Regions from separate parts of the Homo sapiens genome. Here region 1 is linked to region 2. The links are chromatin loops, found by intact Hi-C in ENCODE. Cell type or tissue: MCF 10A. All regions are shown on one strand. Region 1 overlaps ATP6V0A1 (ATPase H+ transporting V0 subunit a1). Region 2 overlaps STAT3 (signal transducer and activator of transcription 3).

Region 1 (4,000 bases), 150 kb after region 2:
TAGGTGACTTGGTTGGGCATGGTGGCTCACACCTGTAATCCCAGTACTTTGGGAGGGTGAAGTGGGCAGATCACTTGAGCCCAGGAGTTCAGGATCAGCCTGGGCAACATGGTGAAACCCCGTCTCCACAAAAAATACAAAAATTAGACAGGCATCGTGGTGCACACCTGTAGTTCCAGCTACTCGGGAGGCTGAAGTGAGGGGATTGCTTGAGCCCAGGAGGCAGAGGTTGCAGTGAGCGGAGATTAAGCCACTTTACTCCAGCCTGGGGGACAGAGCAAGACTGTCTCAAAAAAAAAATGTAGGTGACTTAGTCCAGGTGACAATGTGCTGAGGTGACTCCATGGAAAGGATCTGGAGCAAGGCTTCCAGAATGCTCCCTTCTCCTAACTCAGTCTGGGGAGGAGTCTTAGCTTTCAACTTGGATGTGGTTTTTCTGATGGCCTAAAGTACAGTAACTGTCTTCTTGACAGGTGTCTTTGCCACCAGATTGACAATATTAGACACTTTAGGGATTGTTACAGTCACTGTTCAATGTGCCTTCCCATAAAGTTCTTTCATTCCTTTGCTCAACAAGAAAACTTGGCAAAGCTTTTAAATATAGAGGCCCTTTTTTTTTTTTTTTTTCCCGAGACAAAGTCTCACTGTGTTGCCCAGGCTGGAGTGCAGTGGAGTAATCTTAGCTCACTGCAACCTCCACCTCCCAAGCTCAAGCAATTCTCCTGCCTCAGCCTCCCGAGTAGCTGGGATTACAGGTGCTCACCACCACCCCCAGCTAATTTTTGTATTTTCAGTAGAGACAGCGTTTCACCATGTTGGCCAGGCTGGTCTCGAACCTCTAGCCTCAAGTGATCCATCCACCTCTGTCTCCCAAAGTGCTGGGATTACAGGTGTGAGCCACTGTGCCTGGTAGAGTCCCATTTTAGTTAGCATCTGCTGTGTTCTCAGTTGTACTTTAAATTTATATATATAGTTTTTATTTTTATTTTTTATTGTTTTTAGGCCGGGCGCGGTGGCTAACGCCTATAATCCCAGCACTTTGGGAGGCCGAGGCAGGGGGATCACGAGGTCAGGAGTTCAAGACCAGCCTGACCAACATGGTGAAACCCCGTCTTCTACTAAAAATACAAAAATTAGCCAGGCATGGTGGCGGGCGCCTATAATCCCAGCTATTCATGAGGCTGAGGCAGGAGAATCGCTTGAACCGGGGAGGCGGAGGTTGTAGTGAGCTGAGATCGCACCACTGCACTCTAGCCTGGGCGAAAGAGCGAGACTCCATCTCAAAAAAAAAAATTGTTTTTAACTGCCTCATCTCAGAAATTTTTCTCTTTTGAGGGGAGATCAAATATCCAGAATTCTCTAGACTGGAGCAGGGGTTTTTCAAACAACAGCAGCAGACTCACCTGTAATCTTGTCAGAAGTATGAATTATCAGTCTCCACCCTAGACTTACTGAATCAGACACTGTGGGAGTTAGGCCTAGCAGTCTGTATTTACTAGGTGATCCGGAGGCATGCTAGTTTGAAAACTGCTGGGCTAGAGAAGGTCTGCTGAGGATGTGATACATTCCTCACTAATTTAAGGATTTGACTCAGAAGCCATTTAATTAAAAGGATCTGCTGGGTCAAGGGAAAGGGGAAAAACTCATATGAATTTAATTGCCTGGTCCTTTCAAGAGTCAGAAGGTACAAATATTTATTTAGTTTGCTCACAGAGTCGAGAATTTTGAGACTAGTGGTAACTTCTTTCGCCAGTCCCTAATGACATCACGTTAGAGGGTGTGGGACAGTGTGATTAACTCTAAGTGTTTAAGGTCTTTTGCAATAGGCATCGCCACTTAAGCTGTATGTTTTTAATGAACCTGGAATTCCAGCATGCTCACTGCCCAGACGTTATTGTATTTTTGTTCACTAATTCACTGAGCATATAATGAGCACCTACTTATTGTGAGACACAAGATGAGTAAGACATGGTCCCTGTGTTTAAGGAATGTATCATTCAGTCTTAAGAAATACCCCAGAACATGACGCTTTCATATGCTCACAGATGTGTGCTTTTCTAAACATATCCAAGCTGCTACCCACAGATCTGATGTAAACCTGGCCTTGTAGTCAGAGCTCAGCTACCTTTTAGCATTATTTGGAGCTTAATTCTTTTACCTTCCCTGTCCCCATTTTTTTCCCTTTTGATATACTGTTTAGTTTACTGCTGAGATATTGCTATCTCATATGAAAATGTCTTTCAAGACCTCGTAAGTTTAAGAATGAGAGCCAGCTTCCTATTATGGTTCATTTTTGGAGAAATTCCGAATAAAGACTGATAGATGGATTCCCTTAAGGGAAATAATTATTTAAACTATTAATTTTCTAATGAAAAGAACTTAGTAAAAATGAAAATAAGAGGAACCACTTGGAAAAATGATATTTTAAAATCATAATTTATGGATTTAGGACTTTTATTTTGTGAATAATAAGTCTAAACACTAAATGCCTGTTTTGAGAAGGCAGACTCTAAGTCTTCATGATCTTTGTGCCCTTTTCATGCTGGGGTTGTTTTCCCTCTCCTATTTTTTTTTTTTTTGAGACAGAGTCTCGCTTTGTCATCCAGGCTGGAGTGCAGTGGTGCGATCTTGGCTCACTGCAACTGCCGCCTCCCGGGTTCAAGCGATTCTCCTGCCTCAGCCTCCCGAGCAGCTGTGACTATAGGTGTGTACCACCATGCCCAGCTAATTTTTGTAGTTTTAGTAGAGACGGGCGTTTCACCATATTGGCCAGGCTGGTCTCGAACTCTGACCTCGTGATCTAGCTGCCTCAGCCTCCCAAAGTGCTGGAATTACAGGTGTGAGCCACCGCACCCAGCCTCCCCCTCCTATTTTATTCAAAACTTTTTTTTTTTTTCCAGTCTCTGGAAGTACTTAGAGCACAAGACCGTGGCTATGAGAGGTTCTTATGCTGCTTTTGTCATCAATTCCCCTTCCATTCCCAGCAGTCTCACTGCATTGCAAGTCTCCTGGCAAGAACCTCTCTGCCTTGCCTGTTCTTGCACTAGCTCACAGCCTCAGCCAGGTTCCTTTCCATAGACCTTGCCCTGCTGCTGCGTAGCAGCAGGCTCAGGTGTCACTGCCACAACTTTGCATCTGCACATGCGCGTGCACTTCAAATAATGCGAAAGATAGGACACTTGGGACCCTCAAATGTTGGAAACTTAGGATTTTTAATGAGATTTTCTTCTGTGTCTGAAATTATAATATTTGCAAAGGGCCTAAAACACTACCAGTTTTAAACCCCTTATTTTGTGTAATTTGGTGACTATAATCAATAATTCACAGTAATGAGTTAGCAGAAATGGCTAAATCAGAAAATGATTCTATATTTAGGCATAGGAGTTATGATTGGCAGGGTGTGTGTAAGGTGAAAAATAAACATATTGAATAGTCTTATGATTAAAGATGATTACAAATTTGACTTAGTCATTTCTTATCTAGGGCATTTAAAATGACTTGTTAATGATTATCCTTTTCTAAGTCTTCTTGCTTATGAAGAACTGTAAGAGCTGGAGAGATTTCTCTGCATCTTTTACCATAAGCACCATAACATATGAGAACATAAAGAAGACTGGAAAAGTAATGGTTAATGGCATGCAGATTCCCTGCTTTCCTTTCCTTCTCAGTTTTCCATCCATCTGCTTTCTTTATTTTTTTCCCATCTGCCATTTCCTTTGGGGCCTAGGTGAATACCTTAAGTAATGAAATATAATTTTTTTCTCGATGTAGATGGCAGTAATTGTTTGTTCTTGGTAATTGACATAGCTTGAACTGGATGTGCTATTTATACTTAATTGCTGTAGAAACAGAACTGAAGTTCTTCTACTTCCTTTTTGTAAGGCGTGGTTTTCAGTATCTGAATGGAGAAACCAGAGGGCATAGCAGTAATGTAGAGGCATATTCACAATGTTGTTATTAGAGAACCCAGATACCCTTAAGACAAGCTTGTCCAGCCCAT
Region 2 (4,000 bases):
AAAATACAAAAATCAGCTGGGCATGGTGGCACAAGCCCATAATCCCAGCTACTCGGGAGGCTGAGGCAGGAGAATTGCTTGAACCGGGAGGTGGAGGTTGCAGTGAGCCGAGATGGTGCCACTGCACTCCAGCTTGGGTGATAGAGCAAGACTTAGTCTAAAAAAAAAAAAAAAAAAAAAGCCCATCATTGGCTTTATGATTACAGAAAGTTAAATCAAACAAAGAATGGCAAACCAGAGACTCCCCATCAAGACCTGCACAAAGAACCCAGAGAGTCAAAACAGCAAGTGCTGAAGGGGAACAGACAGGGCTACCCCCTCCACACTGAGGACAGCTGCAGAGATTACAGTTTTGTTTCGTTTTTTTCTTTCTCTTCTTTGTGTGTGTGTGTGTGTGTGTGTGTAGTGGGGTCTTGCTATGTTGCCAGGCTGGTCTTGAGTTCCTGGCCTCAAGTGATCCTCCTGCTTCAGCCTCCCAAAGTGCTAGGACTGCAGGTGTGAACCCCCATGCCCAGCTGAGATTACAGTATTTTTAATTTCTCTCTCTTTTTTTTTTTTTTTTTTTTGGTGAGTCAAGGTCTTGCTCTGTCACCCAGGCTGGAGTGCAGTGGTGCGATCATGGCTCACTGCAGCCTCAACCTCCTGGGCTTAAGCAATCCTCCCACCTCAGCCTCCCGAGTAGCTAGGACTACAGGCACAAACCACCACACGTGGCTAATTTAAAAAAAATTATTTTTGTATAGATAGGGTCTCACTATGTTGTCTAGGCTGTTCTCAAACTCCCAGGCTCAAGTGATCCTCCCGCCTGGGCCTCCCAAAGTGCTAGGACTATAGGCATGAGCCACTTCACCCAGCTAAAATAATTTATATATAACATATAAGTACATGTCCTCTTACACATTAAAATATACCTTATTTTCAATAGTTGCACACTCTAAATACTAATCCCTTGCCCCTCCACCCAGTCACTGTCTTCCCCTTCAAACGTGATGCTCCCAGCTCTTCTACTCTAGTGTAAACCATACTCCCATGCAGCTAATAATAATTTCCTCCAGAAACCCTTTCTTCAGACCATCTGGCACACTGACATGGTTCAGTTACAGGCAAAAAGCCATATGCTGGGCTGAAATCTGGGCCTCAAACCTTCTAGCATCTACTAAGAAGCACTGTGCCAGCAGGGCATCCTGTTAACTGCCCTCACTTTCCCTTCTCGTGTTTCAGGCATGTTTTGGGGGACGTATGTGTATTGATCCCCTCTTTATTTTTATTTTTTGACACAGTATCTCACTCTATCAGCCAGGCTGGAGTGCGGTGGCATGATCACCGCTCACTACAGCCTTGAACTCCTTGGCTCAGGTGATCCTCCCACCTCAGCCTCCCAAGTAGCTACGACTACAAATGCGTGCCACCACACCGGGTAATTTTTTTGGATTTTTTGTAGAGACGAGGTTTCACCATATTGCCCAGGCTGTATCCCCTCTTTAGACTCATGCACTCTCTGTGGAGCAGGAACTACACTACTCTAAGTGATTCTGATTCTCCTCTCAAATCCCATCGGTCACCCCAACAAAAGCACTCACTACAATTCTTTCCCATAAGGAGAAATAATTATCCCCCAGGTTATTCAGGCATTTGCCTATCTATCCTCCAAGGATCCCAAAATTTCCAACTTTTCCCAAAAATTAAATGCCAGGAACATGGAAAATCAACAACTACCTGGGTCAGCTTCAGGATGCTCCTGGCTCTCTGGCCGACAATACTTTCCGAATGCCTCCTCCTTGGGAATGTCAGGATAGAGATAGACCAGTGGAGACACCAGGATATTGGTAGCATCCATGATCTTATAGCCCATGATGATTTCAGCAAATGACATGTTGTTCAGCTGCTGCTTTGTGTATGGTTCCACGGACTGGATCTGGGTCTTACCTGTCACAGGACATGGGAAGGAAAGATCATGGAACCTACAGCTAGGTCATCTCAGAGAAAACTGCCCATTTTTTCTTTCCTCGAAGGGGAAAAGACTTAAGCCACCCTAGTGTTGAGACCCTGAACACCCTGTTCAGTGGCCTGGCACTGTGGAAATATTCAGGCTGGCTTCTAATTAAGAAGAGGCTACTAGTTGGGTCATAGAAAATAAACTTGAATATAACTACTTGCGTAAGATATATTAACAGGGTTAAGTAGAAAAAGAGATGAAGAATACAATTTAAATTGCAAAATTCTCAACAAATAGTCACTGGAGCAAGCAAAACAAAGCAAACCAATCCTTCAGCTGGAAGGATTTAGAAGTCACGCAAATGTGTTTTGCGAGTCTGAGTGAAACAGGGAGTCAAGGCCATCTCCACCCACCAGGGGGCAGTAGGTGCTTGCAACTAGAAGCAGTGATGAGGCCTCAGCAGCCACCAGCAGGTGGGGTGGGTGGGAGCCTCCCTTACCGCTGATGTCCTTCTCCACCCAAGTGAAAGTGACGCCTCCTTCTTTGCTGCTTTCACTGAATCTTAGCAGGAAGGTGCCTGGAGGCTTAGTGCTCAAGATGGCCCGCTCCCGCTCCTTACTGATAAAGCCCATGATGTACCTGGAGCCAAGGAGGAGGAACAATGTTGTTATTGCTAACAGGGCATCCATCCCCTGCCACTGGCTTGCTGAGAGCAGGGGACTTGGTTACATCTGTGCACACTCTGTCCAACCTACCCTTCGTTCCAAAGGGCCAGGATGTACTTTTTCACAAGGTCAATGATATTGTCCAGCCAGACCCAGAAGGAGAAGCCCTTGCCAGCCATGTTTTCCTGGAGAAAAGAGTAATGGGAAAGCCAAGTCTACTGCCATCCCAGCCCTTCCCTTCCTAGGGGTGCAGTGCATCACCCAAATCCTCAGGCCCGTCTACCTTCAGGCAGGTCCTACTGGCCGCTGGACCAAGAGTTCAGGGCCTTCAAGCCAGAGCCCTCAACGACAGCCGTGCAGGTGAGCATTCCCATTCCCACGAGAATTTAACAAGATTGCTTACTTTGCAAAATTTAGCCCATGTGATCTGACACCCTGAATAATTCACACCAGGTCCTGAAGGAAAGAAAAAGAGTCAAGTAGTACATTTTCAGCTTGGGGTCAAGAGGTTATTTCTTAAAACAGAACACACACACATTCATCCCACAATGGGCCACAAAATAATCAGCTTTCACATCTTTGAAGGTAGGCACTGTTGTGTGTGTGCACATGAGGACAAACACTATCCCATCATTTGACTCACTTGTGTTGCTGGGTAGCCCAGCAGGGATGGAGGGTGATATAACAAGTCCCCCTGCTCTTCCCAACCTCGGGTGGTAGGCTGGGAACCAACAGCAGCACTCACTAACAAGCTGACATCGGGTGTCAGACAGGTGTATTTGGTGGCAACAGCTTTATTAGAACAAAGCTACTTCTAGCCCAGGTGGCACATAAAATATTCCACTAATTCTTTTTTAAAAACTAGCCTACGCTGGGCACAGTGGCTCAAGCCTGTAATCCCAGCACTTTAGGAGGCCGAGGTGGGCGGATCACGAGGTGAAGAGACGGAGACTATCCTGGCCAACATGGTAAAACCCCGTCTCTACTAAAAATACAAAAATTAGCTGGGCGTGGTGGTGAGCACCTGTAGTCTCAGCTACTCGGGAGGCCGAGGCAGAAGAATCGCTTGAACCCAGAAGGCGGAGGTTGCAGTGAGCCGAGATCACACTACTGCACTCCAGCCTGGGCAACAGAGCAAGACTCGTCTCAAAAAAATAAATAAATAAATAAAATAAGACAAAAAAAACCAACTAGCCTATAGTTTATTAAAAAAATGGACAGGGAATGTCAAGCCTTTAGTGCCACCTTCCAACACACACTTAAAAGATCTTCTAAAGTTAGATAGAGTGGGTGAATGAGACAGCAACCAGGAGAAAAGAAATCTACCTCCCACCTCAAAAATGATCACCTCGACTGAAAACTGCAAACTGTCTCTGCACCCCAACTCCCCAACTCCCCT

Evidence for each region. Peaks named below come from ENCODE experiments on the same cell type or tissue, not always from the same donor. Only the 100,000 strongest peaks of a DNase experiment are listed, where the experiment ranks them.
Region 1: it touches region 2 in a loop (8-fold over the local background); 5 of 110 quality-filtered maps call a loop at or near these places.

Annotation. Positions count from the first base shown.
Region 1 is chr17:42,471,442-42,475,441 of GRCh38, forward strand. The region is part of intron 5 of ATP6V0A1 (ATPase H+ transporting V0 subunit a1); the gene reads left to right. Among named protein-coding and RNA genes, the nearest start is that of ATP6V0A1, 15 kb to the left of the region's middle. In MCF 10A, no CTCF peak of the experiment used is centred here; a DNase peak (open chromatin) is centred at 1,910.
Region 2 is chr17:42,320,569-42,324,568 of GRCh38, forward strand. It overlaps STAT3 (signal transducer and activator of transcription 3), which reads right to left. Exons shown (of 24, transcript NM_139276.3): 18 at 3,005-3,057; 19 at 2,692-2,786; 20 at 2,436-2,575; 21 at 1,714-1,926. Among named protein-coding and RNA genes, the nearest start is that of STAT5A, 34 kb to the left of the region's middle. In MCF 10A, a CTCF peak has its summit at 2,389 (motif pointing right); a DNase peak (open chromatin) is centred at 2,383.